Regions from separate parts of the Homo sapiens genome. Here region 1 is linked to region 2. A link is a contact called in ENCODE Hi-C data. All regions are on one chromosome and are shown on one strand. Each heading gives the region's core, a stretch centred on a gene start or an enhancer-like site at or near the end of the contact. The rest is flanking DNA. Distances are from core to core; before and after follow the strand shown. Region 1 overlaps LOC101929174 (a long non-coding RNA gene). Region 2 has its middle 23 kb from the start of MIR4300.

Region 1 (6,394 bases), core at 3,895-6,394, 6.5 Mb after region 2:
AGAAATTAAGTTAAAGGTAAGTGCTTGGAGAGAGGCTGCAGGTATGGGTATAATTCATTTTTTTGTTTGTTTGTTTTTTTGAGATGGAGTCTCGCTCTATCACCCAGGCTGGAGTGCGGTGGCACGATCTCGGCTCACTGCAACTTCCACCTCCCAGATTCAAGTGATTCTTCTGCCTCAGCCTCCTGAGTAGCTGGGATTACAGGCACACGCCACAATGCCCAGCTAATTTTTGTATTTTTAGTAGAGATGTTTCACCACGTTGGTCAGGCTGGTCTTGAACTCCTGACCTTGTGATCCCCCTGCCTCAGCCTCCCAAAGTGCTGTGATTACAGGTGTGAGCCACCATGCCCAACCTCATTTTTATAATAACAGTTACTGTTTATTAAGTGTCTATTATCTATAGACAATTTGTACATATTCACACTGTCTAATCCTTACAGGTGCACTATAAGGCAGGCATTATTTACTTCATTTTGGAAATGAAAAAGTGTTACAAACAAAGACATTAAGCATCTCAATAAACATGCAGTTAATAAGTAGCTAAACTAGAAAGCTTGGTTGATTTTCAGTTTATGAAAAGTTAGATACTTATTTCTTCCCAGTGTACCACACTGCCTTACTTGTATACAGACTAAAAAGATATTCTGGTTATACTGAATAAATGGTCATCCATATATAATATAATAAATATAATACTTTTTAAATCTTAAAAACTGTATTTATTCAATAAATATCTATTCAACATGGAGTACCTACTGGTAAGTGTTGCAGCTACTAAGCAAGAGGAAATGACAGGAGAGTAGATATTTTTGGAAAAAAGTTCATTCAAATGGGGATATGTCTTTGAAGCACCTGTGGGATATAATAATGGAGTTGTCTAGTAAAAGGCTGGGAATATTGATGTAGGACTCGGGAATGGTCATTCAATCTTGCAATAAATATTTATTGAGCATCTACTCTCTTCAAGGAATAGGCAGACAATGAGAATACTTACAAGGTGTTCAGGTTACCTCAGGCGCTGGCTAACACAGTTTTTATTAGTCATCACTAAATAAAGGAGAGCTGACGTTACAAGCATAGAGATCACCCAAAGAAAGGCTATGTCATGCAGGGGAAAAAGGGGAAAGAAAGGGCTGAAGATAGTTTAAAATAAAATTTAACAAAAATGTTTAAGAAAAGGGGTTCATAAAAGAGAAATTAAGATATGCAGAAAAAGGACCAAGTAAGAAAGAATGATATGATGAAAGCAAGGAAGTTTTGAGTCTAATATTTGATGAATGAATTTTTACTTCAGCCATCCCTAAGTCATAGCGAACTTTGGCTTCTATCTTCAGGACCATATGTCAAATTGGTGTCCCATTTGTTGGGCTCCTGGCAAATATTCCCAGCTTATTGGGACACTGATCAGAAATCTAGAGTCAACAGCCCCCAACTTTCTAGAGAACTTAGGGCCCCCTGAAACTGCAGTGTGGCCACTCCTGATGCACATTACTATGAGCATGTGGTTCTGTGCTACAGACTGAGCAGCATGTTAAACCTGATAGTTTTCATTATACCGTTATACCACAATGTGTCATATACTGAGATGCTTTTTAAACATTTTAAATGTCAGCTTATCATTTTTCTCTCATAAAAGGGTACAGAAACATTACCACAAGTTGAACTTTCTAGTTGCTTAGAACCTGGAATGAGGAGGAATAAATAAAGATTAGTGTCCCGTGCTGGACTGTCTTTCTTGGTTTTTCTTTAGAAAATTGAAAAGCTGTAGGCAAAAAATCTGTTGCATAATTGCAAGAGTTAATTAAGAAAAACCCATCTGCGTGTGATTCACATGACATGTCTGAAAGTCAAAATGAAACTATCATCTAATTTGCTGAACTAAGTTTAACATGGTTCCCTAGAAGGCTGAAAAAACAAACTGTTCCCTCTGTGATTATAATTTCTGATTTTGTTAAATTGAATCCATTAATAGAAAAACTATTGATTCAGGGGTATTATTAGGTATCTCTATAGACATAGAGACAATAAATATTTAGAGAATCTCTATGATTCTCCCTAGAACTCAATTTGCACAAAACTGTCATTTTAAATCACAGAAATACTCAAAATATCTGAAACATATATTGGAAAAAGTATCTGCTAGGAGCCAAGAAACCTGGCTTATAATTATATCTCTCTCACCAACTCATTTGGATGTTGAGAAGATCAAACTATTTCTGTGATTCATTACAGGTCAAATTAGGGATAATTGCCATGCCTATCTCACTAGATTTTTATGAACATTGAAAAAAATTCACTTTTTCAATAAAGATTCATTCATTCATACAAGTGCATATTTACTTACTCCATGCTAAGCTGTGTTAGCAGCAAGGAGTCAGCAATGAACATGGCAAATGAGACCCTTGCTGTCATGGAGCTTAAATTTAAGCCAGAAATAAAACTTCAGGTACATGTGGGTTGAGTATCACAAAGGTAAGTGTCAGTATCATAATGATAATGTATGGTAGTTTACGAAGTCAGAGAACTCTCTGAGAAAGTGATAGGCTGAGCTCTGCTGGGTAAGCGTTGTGTATGCCAACAGCATTTAAAGTCAAGGAAAGAACATGTTGAAAAGGTCTATAGAAATTTGAGGAAGTGTGAATAATCCAGAATAGCTAAAACCATGAGTGGTGGAGAAGAGGTGAAAGATTATAGTTATGAAAACACATTGTGACATGGCTAGTGAGAATACAACATGGTTTGAACATTTTGGAAAGCATTTTGGTAAAATGAAATAAGAATCTCAAATAATCTTTTTAGCATTTTATTAGATAATTTCACATCTGCACAGCTATCCTATTAAAAATAATATAATACACAGACAAAATTAAGAACAATGATGTTTATTAATGTATATTTGTAGTAGAGAAAAACAGAAAATTATATAGGTGTGGGCAAAAAATTACAGTTTGTGTAAATGAGGAAATATTTATAGCTAATAAAAATCTGTACATGGAGTTCATAATAATAGAAAATATTTATTTAATAATATTAAAAGAAAGAAGGAGAGGACAAGGCAGACATGGGCCCAGGTAAATAATAATCACTCCATGAATCTCTGTCACAATTGAGGAACTCTCAGATGAGGATATCCTAATTTTATACAGGGATTTCTGGCAAACCTCTCCACCTCTCCTCTGGAAAAGACAATATCTTGATTATGCCGGATTGTCTCCAGGAAGGAGATGGAAACATCTCATCTTTGATATCCTGGTCAGCAAATAAATCTGTCCTCTGACCTGTAAGGAGAGACCATTTCTAGCTTCCAAGAAGCTCTTTGCTATGGGAACAACCTTGAAAAAACAGCCTAACACAAGATCTATAGAAATGCCATGGAGAAATGCCTCTCCAAAGTCCTATTTTTTTTAACTTTTAAATTTTTTTTTTACTGTAAATATTTTTTAATGTTTTAGAAAGGGTTACTATTATGAGCACATGACATTCATTATGGTGGGAAAAACAGAAAGTTGGCTACGTAGTGACTTGAGTTTCTTCCTGCCTCATAAATGTCAGCTAACCTAGGAAAGTTTCTGACACTAGTTAGATGTAGCAACTTCTCTGAGCCGTTTCCATTAAATGACAGCTCAAGACATACTCTGTCTAAACTTGAATCTACTTTAAATTATATGATTTAGTTATTCCATGTAGCAGGGGCAAAAACCCAAACCTACAATTGAATGAATAATTGAAATTACTTAATTTAAAGGAAATTTCCCAGTCATAATATTAACAGTATATAGTTTAATTACTTGAGTCAAGTGATCCAATACATTATGCGCAGAAAGACCTTTATAAATATATTTTAAAATAAAGTTCAAGTAGTTTGACTCTATGCACATGTTAATTCCACAGAATATTTCTGGAACAAAAACAGAACTTGCAGTTTTGAAGATAAATGTTAAAAAAGTGTGATAAAAATTACTGGATAGTTAAACATAAGAGGCAAGGAAACTATAAAGTTCAAGAATATGTAGCTTATTTTCTCCATTCAAATCCAGTATGATGTCCTCAATTTGTAAGATGTTATGCAAAGAATATTGTCTCAAAATTACATTAGAGAAATAACTTTAGCGTTAGAAGACCTAACTTTGGCAGCTGCTTACTAAATGTATTATCTTGCGTAAATTCTCTGAGGTTTAGATATTCTCATAATAAAACAAAGATAATTCTTGGCTGGGAGCGGTGGCTCACGCCTGTAATCCCAGCACTTTGGGAGGCCGAGATGGGCAGATCACGAGGTCAGGAGATCCAGACCATCCTGGCTAACACGGTGAAACCCCGTCTCTACTAAAAATACAAAAAATTTAGCCGGGCGTGGTGGCGGGCCCTTGTAGTCCCAGCTATTCGGGAGGCTGAGGCAAGAGAATGGCTTGAACCTGAGAGGCGGAGCTTGCAATGAGCCGAGATGGCGCCACTGCACTCCAGCCTGGGGGACAGAGTGAGACTCCGTCTCAAAAAAAAAACAAAAAAAAAACAAAAAAAAAAACCCAAAGATAATTCTCACCTTAAAGAGCTGTTGTCAGGATCACATGTGATGATATATGTGAAACTATTTTGTAAACTGTAAGATTTATAATAGAAATGTAAAGGTTTATTACTACTAAACTGAGTGGTAGTGACTTTAATACGCAGAATATGATAAAGGCTGTGAGTTTTAAATACAGTGTGAGGAGAGCATGAAGAAGGGAACCATTAATTCTTCTAAAGGCAAGGAAGAGATTTGAATCTGAGGAGGAGAGGTTATAGCTAGTCTGTGATGGTGCAGATGTTTTGCTTTTAGAGTAAGAGCAAGAGTGAGAACTAGAGCTAGTGAGCAAGAGAGAGAAGGAGAAGATGAAAGAGAGACAGAGAGAGACAGAAAAAGAGAAACTGACTTAGGTAGGGTGACTTAGCAGAGGGAAAAATTTGGCAAAGAGATGAAAGTTTCTATTTTGTTTGCATAAAGTTTCAATGTGACAAAACAGTGAAATTTAGCTTAGGGGTAGCAATTTTTCTACTAGTTTATCACTGATGTCTGAAATTTCACTTTTATGATGAATTCCTTTGGGTCATTGAGAAAGCCCTCCCTGTTATACCAAGAATGCTTAGTCATTCCTTCTTCTGTACAACAGCTACACAGCGTACCTGCTTTCATCACCATATTGACTGCATGCTTCATTTAATTTATTTATTTGTCTGCCTTCCTTAGCATCTTTATAGGTGGTGGGCATGGCAGGAAGGTCCTGTAATTGACACTATTCAGGTTTAGAATAGGCTTCAATAAATATTTATTGAATGTAATTGCCTGTGGTTAAAATACAAACACTTCTGAGAACTGTAACAAAATACGCGTCATCAAAGTTAGCTAAGATTATTTTTCCCACAAAAATCCCTTAGGGATACTAGAAAAAGTGGTAAAAGATTTGAATTTATACAAAGCCCAGAGAGAACATCACAGTAGGAGGGCCCTGGGCCCTGAAGTGTGGGAGGTTTCCAGAGATTAAGAAAAAAGGAAAGGAGAAACATAGAAAAATAAAAAACCTTCATCCTCTTCATATTTTTTCTAAGAATCTGCTCTCCCAACCTTCAAGAAATTCATAGTTCTTTTGAGAAGAAAAGAGTAGCAAGCAGAAAACAATAAACAAGGAAGAACTTTATATCCGGGTTTTCCAAATTCAGACCATGTGAAGTTGATTTATGGAGTGGAGGAAGCAAAATGCATCAAAGACACATATTAATCAGTAGTATGTCTTCTATTCATGCATGACTTTCTCATATGTGCATATTAATAGACCCTGTTGCGATTAATAAAATACAAGTTATATAAGATAATTCAGAGCTATTTAATCAAAATATATGTTATTTAGCAACTAACTATAAAGGTAGTACTACCAAGTTGGGGAAAATGGAAGTTGTCATTGATAAACAATTTTTGTTTGAATAATTTAAAATGAAAATGTGGGAAGGACTACTGCACACCAGCTTTGAAAGACTGCTTTTGGCATTTCCTACCTCTGAGTCGTGAAAACTGATGTCAGGCCACACTCTACCATTAACTAGCTGGTCATTTGGGGAAAACCACTTTTTCTCACCAAGTCTTTGACTTAATTTTTCTGTGCTAGTAAAATGTGGATTAGAATAATCAAGAAAGAATATTTTATAATTGTGAAAAGTATTTGAATGAGATTCAGGCATGATAATTCCCCCGTATAAAGATTCACCAAAATTCCAGCGATGTGAAATTTGGTTATTTGAATTTCAGAAGAAAGGAGAGAAAACTGCTTTTATCAAACACCTGCTATTTCAGATATTTTGAATTACCTTAAAAATATAATCCTCATAGGCTGGGCGCAGCGGGTCATGCCTGTAATCC
Region 2 (6,655 bases), core at 3,578-6,077:
GGAAAAACAGCTAATGCATGCTGGGCTTAATACCTAGATGATGGGTTGATAGGTGCAGTAAACCACCATGGCACACTTTTACCTGTGTAGCAAACCTGCACATCCTGCACACGTACAGGATGTGTAAAAGTAAAAATTAAAGTTAAAATTAAAAATTAAAAAAATACACACTTCAAAAAATTATCTTTCAAATGAAAGCAAAATAACAGTAAACTGAAACGCAATTTTCAGTTGTTATATTGGAGATAGAACATTACTAGCCAGGTAGCAATATATACAAAACAATTCTTTGATCCCGCATTTCTAATTTATAGAATTTATAAAGTAGATATACCTTAACACATACAAAATGGCAAATGAACAATGTTATTCTTTGCAAAAATGTAATAAAATAGTCAAATATTGGAGGATTGTTAAATCATGGGATTCCATACACATGATGAAAAACCATGCATGAAAAGAATGGAGAAGGATTTTATGTAGCAATATGGAAAGCCCCCAGAATTTATTAGGGAAGAAAATGAAGTTTATAACAGTATATATAGGATGATATATTTTGTCTAAATAAGGAGGAAAATTAAAAGGTAGATTTTTTTTTGTATTTGTATAAATAAATGACAAGAAGGATGCAGATGCACACAAAAAAAATCCAAAAGCTGTGTATGTGGGGAGTGAAAGTTATTTAATGTGGTCAAAGGTGGAATTAAGAGTTTCCACAGTTCACATTTTGAGTAAAATTTATATTTTTTAACCTGTAAATATGTAAGAAATTTAAATAATTGAAAAATGTATGCTTTAGATTTTATGTACTTTCACTTCTTTTCCATCAGCATCTAATCCACCAGACTGTCAGAAATAGAAATCACCTAAAAATCATTTAAAGTAATGCATACTTATAAAAATAGAAACCTATAAATTGACCCTCTCTGAAAAGAAGAATATAGATTTATATTTGTTTATATTTACATGTAGAAATAATTGGATACACAAAAATAAAAAATATTTACATATGATAACTAATTATATCAGTTGTTTCTCCCTGAGTCATAAACATTATCACAAAAACAGCTGTTATTTCTTTTTTGTGTGTTTATGTGCATACATATAATGCATGTTTATATGTGTATATGTGGAGAGAGATTATACATATACATATATAATCTAAATAATTATATGCATATTATTTTTCCTGAAAAATATTTATATTAGGTATTGTTTTTCTCTTAATTATATTATGAAAATAATTCCATGAAAATACTTCCAAGGCAGTGAAGAATATTTTAATATCTAGCTGTATTTTTTATTATTAATTCAAATGATTCCCTTTGCTGGGAATTTAAGTTGTTAATATTTTTAAGTTACTGAATTGTTACAGTGAACATAATTGCATGTTGTTCCATTTTCAGGTCATATTATTATTATTATTATTAATTTTCTTATATTCTTTCTGGAACAGTGGGAAACATAAATAAAATATTTGGTACAATAGTCTTTCTAGAAAGACTATTATAATTTTTTATTTTCTTCTATATTCTTTGTTGGGCCATAAGCTCATGAAGAAAGAGGTTATGAGAAATCTTCATTTCTGTATTCTTAAAGAATAATGTCTTCTTTATAAAGGTATTTAGTGGATGTTTAAAGAATAAGCAGCCACATTCTTTCTAATTTCTATAAGCAAAATAAACAGCCACTGGCGCTCTCTGCCCTAGGAACATAGGTGCGTGTGTGAATATTTTTGTGTAATGTACATATATGTGTATATATATGTGTAAAAAATTATACATATGTATGTGTGTGTGTGTGTATATATATATAATCTTACTCTATTCTGGTATAGAACAAGGAACAGGCACAAGATTATTTACTCTTTCTTTGGATTTCATTGATTTTTGATTCATAACCTTAAATGCTTTGAGCTTTATGAGTATTAAGTCAAACACTAATAAAAGTAATTATTCAAATATTATACACATGCTATGTTTCACTTTAGCCCCTGTCCAAAAAAAAAAAAAACAAGTTTTTCCCTTGAAATCTTTTTTTTCTTATACTGAAAATTGCATTAACTTTCACTTATAAGTTTTAACATCTCTCTTTTTTCAGACATCTTTGCTTAACTTTCAAACAATTGCTTTAACTAAATTTCTCTCAGTACAACTATAAAATCTAAGTAGCCTAACCAGGGCATAGTTATGTGGCTAATAACCAATATCTGAGCAAAAACAACCATTCATCTTTCAAAGTCTAACATTGTATTTTCTTAGGACAAAAGGGGAATTTGTTTTAAATTCAAACTAAATTATTGTTTGTCAGAGAAATTTATTACATTTTGAAGTACCGTAAGATAAGCATATTTCAATATAGCCTGCAATTTCTTTTTTGCAAGCCAGTATTTATTTAACACTATTTTGCTTTCTCTGTGCATATTTCTGGCTTCTCCTCCCAAGCTGTTTGCTGTTTTATAGCAAATGAAAATATGTTTGCGGAAATTGCATATAAAACTGTTTATTGAGACTTAAATCTTCTGTGGCTGTTGTTTTTCCCTCAAAGCTCCCAGTTCTAGTTCTCTCTCTCTCTCTTTCTCTCCCTCTCTCTCTCTCTCCCTCTCTTTGTCTCTCTCTCTTTTTGTGTGTGTGCGTGTTTAATATAATTAAATTTCTATATCTTATATACCCTTAGTCTATCATTCATTTCGAGTTGGGTTAGGACGATGGGAGGTAAGTCAGTTTTTTAATGCACCTAATGCTCCTGAACATATAAGTAAAGAAAGAAGAATTTTGTGCTGGATCCAAGAGCATTTATATTTAACTATATGTAAGAAAAAAGATAATTTTTGACACTATATTGTTCATAATTTAAGTTTGGTTGCATATGAATACTTAAAGGTCTTTAACTAAAATATTTGCCATTACTTTTAATGGCAAAAACTGCAATTACTTTTGCACTAACCTAATGGAATGTTATTATTTTCTGAAGGTAAGTCCAGGTATAAGCAAAGTAGGGCTGTACAGCATTGAAGAATAGTCAGATTGCTGACCAATCTGATCCTGAGTAGAGTCTTTATCCAGTACTTGCTATTTGTATTAGCCAGTTCTCACACTCCTATAAAGAACTACCTGAGACTGGGTAATTTATGAAGGAAGAGGTTTAATTGACTCACAGTTCTGCAGGCTGTACAGGTGGCATGGCGGGGCAGGCCTCAGAAAACTTACAATCATGGCAGAAGGGTGAAGGGGAAGCAAGCACGTCTCCACATGGAGGAAGGAGAGAGAGAGAGCAAATGGGGAAGTGCTACACACTTTCAAACAACCAGATCTTCAGAGAACTCACTATCACGAGAACAGGAAGGGGGAAATCTACCCCCGTGATACAAGCACCTCCCACTAGGTCCCTCCCCCAACATTAGGGATTACAATTCAACATGAGATTTGAGTGGGGACATGGAGCCAAACCATATCGCTATTGTTCACTCATTCATTCTCTAGAAACCACCTATCAAAATCCCCATTTTTAGCTGTGTAGTATTTTATGTAAATATCTATAATATACCTACAGATACATGTATAAATTTTAGAATAGTATTAGATTTATAGAAAAATCATGAAGATAGTAGAGTCTGTGTATTCCTCACCTCCGGTTTCTCCTATTATTATCTTATATTACTATGGTGCACTTGTCATAAATAATGATCTAATATTGATAAATTGTTATTAACCAAACTCTATAATGTATTTGAAATTTATTAGTTTTTTTCTCCTTCCTCTGTTTCAGGGTTCCATCCAGGATACTGCATTTAACTGTTATTTTTCCTTAGGGTCCGCTGGTTTGTACTGGTTTCCTAAACTTTCTTTGTTCTTGATTACTTTAACAGTTTTGAAGATCAGATATTTTATGGAATGATCCTATTTTCAGAAGCCCTCAATTTAGTCTCCCTAATGTTTTTCCCAAAATAAAACTAAGGCTATGTGTTTTGGGAAGAAAGACCACAGATACAGAGTGCCGTTCTCCACACATCCTGTCAATTATACATAATATCAACATAACTGACCCCCAACAATATCAATCTTGATCACCAACCTGAGGGTTGTCACGTTTCTCCACTGTAAAGTTACGCTTTTTCCCTTTCTATCCTGTCCTCTTGGGAGAAAAGTCACCATGCACAACCCACACTAAAGGAGTGGAGAGTCATGCTCCATTTCTTGAGAGTGGAGTATCAAATTTATTTGGAATTCTTTTGCATTGGATGTTTGTCTGTTTGCTCCTATTTATTTAATATAAATTTAAATCAAATGTAATTAAATTCAGTATACTTTAATCAAATCTATTTAATATAAATGAACTGTTTAATAAACAGTTAAATATAACTGGACTAATTTATATTTATTTTATACTTTGTGTTATAACACTAAAGTTTTACTTAGTCTGTTGCACAAATTGCTCCAGCTTTGGCCATTGAGAACACTTATGTCCCTTTTTGATACACCCATCATTATGGGATTTTTAAAATCATTTCTTACTTTCTGGAGCTATAAGATACTCTAAGATACTCTAGTATTATCTTGTCTATTACATTCTCCACACCAGAAATTTGATATTTTACCAAGTTGCCTCAGTTCCTTTTTTTTTTTAGCAATTAATATTAGAATCAAATGTCTGGGCACTGAGTTTGCTTGTTGTTAGAATATCAGCATGTTATTGCTTCAGTGAGCAGAGCTAGGAAATATGTGTGTGGGGGGAGAGAGAGAGAGAGAAAGAGATAGGTGTGAAGGGACTCAGCAGAATGGGCGAGGGGCATATGCCAGTCTGAGCAAATGAAGGTTTATGCCACACTTCATCTTTGCAGTTAATCTGTGAGGCTGCTGAGAAACCAGCCTGTGATTCCCCTGTTGCTTCAGCAGGAGACATATGCTGCATATCACTAAATATTACACCCCAAATGGCAAGACACTGTGAAACAATGGCTCTTATTTTTCCCCTTAACCCACAGAGCAGTTCATGTGAAACAGCTTTGGTGATTTGATATGAAAAGGAGTTCCATGTTGTGTGAAGAGGGATATAAAATCCAGAGGAATAGAAAATATCTTCTCATGCTGCTCTGTGGTGCTTGTATGGCATCTAGTACAGATGTGACATTAAGGTAGATTAGATAGTGTGGTTATATGCTCTCTTAAAGAGGAACAAACTTACCAAATAGATGGAGAGAACAAACCACTCAATAGTGGCCAAACCACATCCTGGGCTTGTGGTTAGAGCATCCTGCAGCAAGGAGGTAAAAGAACAGAAGGGAAAATCCCCAAATTCATGCAAATGCAGAAACCTATGATTAGTATACTTGGGCTGACCTATGCTCATTATAATAATGAAAACCACATCAGTGGGTGGAGAATTAAAATGCTAATAAGACATATGAGGTATATACTAGCATGTACAACAATAGCACATGGGCATTAAGGAGACCACCCACAATACGCTTAACAACAATGCACATTTCCACCCCTTCACAACTAATCATGTAAGACTCCTGTAGAAGGAGTTTCTCCAGTGTTAGTTGGTGTTGTCTCATTGTGGAGCAGCCTACTGTGACCTAGCAGAGTGTAGTTTCACTTTGCAATAAAGTTTCCTCGCCTACCTTTACTTTAGACTCTCTCTCAAATTCGTTGGTGCAGCAAAGTCAAGAAACTGAACCAGCCCACTAACAACAACTTTAAGCACATTCTTTTACTCTCTCTGTATTAAGAACATTCAGTGGTCCAACCACTGTGGATACAGGGATGAAAATGGAGAGCTCTTGTACCCAAAACTCTCTGGTAAAGGATAAAGAGTGAAGATCCATGTAAAAGAAAATAACAATTGCAATATAGTCCCTCTAATAGATTTATGAGCAAAAAACCATGAGAACTTGGTAAAAGAAGTTTAATTTTAACATTTTAGTTGTGTTTTGAGACAAAAAGAAACATTATAGTGACGATGTTCTAGACATTAAAGTAGACAATTTACATATGCTAAATAGCAAGCTCCTGGTAAAACAGCTATCAACTGAAGTAGCATTTCAAACACAGACTTTAACAGTGCTATGTCATTATACCACACTGCTTCCAATAACTATTGTGTGCTGAGTTATAGTATTCCAAATGGAAAGAGGTTACCCAGGATAAGAAAACCCCGAAGCACTCACTTAGATGTTCTCCTGGCCTTTGAACGGACTTCCTGAAGGTGCAGTTGGTGTAAGACCAACCATTGGTCCTAGGTTTCCTATAATAAAATACTTTCTAATATTCATAACTACCAACAAATAGAAACCTCTTTCTCATAAAGGAATAAGACTTCCTGTTGCTGAAAATTTTCAAGTGGAGACATGATGACTGGTGAGTCAATGATGCAAATAGCCTAGACTCCTTTCAAATTCTATTATACTGCTCATCAATGAAAAAAAAAGGTCCATGTGAGAAACATTAAGACAAGCTCAAAAGTGGAATTATACATGCACAGTGACATTTAAATAAAAGAAAGCTTAGAAATCACCAAGTTCAACTCCATCTTTTATTATACACTTGAAGAAGCAAGGTAAATAAGCTAAAAGATATGCCCATGACCAACTCTACTCTGTTAGCACTATCACAACAAAATCTTGGATATAGGGGCATAAGTCAGTCAGTAT

Evidence for each region. Hi-C counts contacts between places; a loop is a spot of excess contacts on that map. Pooled maps may share reads with other maps.
Region 1: a map with no recorded cell type shows a loop between it and region 2 (8-fold over the local background). The contact joins two enhancer-like sites. A Hi-C loop is called at or near these places in 2 of 37 single-sample maps with no recorded cell type and 4 of 50 pooled maps.

The regions. Positions count from the first base shown.
Region 1 is chr11:88,352,532-88,358,925 of GRCh38, forward strand. The region is part of intron 1 of LOC101929174 (a long non-coding RNA gene); the gene reads left to right. Among named protein-coding and RNA genes, the nearest start is that of CTSC, 18 kb to the left of the region's middle. RefSeq lists a cis regulatory region at 5,017-5,222. Within about 2 kb of position 5,145, at least 3 of the 41 ENCODE cell types and tissues checked have a DNase peak (open chromatin) inside an H3K27ac peak, as active enhancers do.
Region 2 is chr11:81,864,669-81,871,323 of GRCh38, forward strand. No RefSeq gene overlaps it. Among named protein-coding and RNA genes, the nearest start is that of MIR4300, 23 kb to the right of the region's middle. RefSeq lists an enhancer at 5,376-5,445. Within about 2 kb of position 4,828, at least 4 of the 41 ENCODE cell types and tissues checked have a DNase peak (open chromatin) inside an H3K27ac peak, as active enhancers do.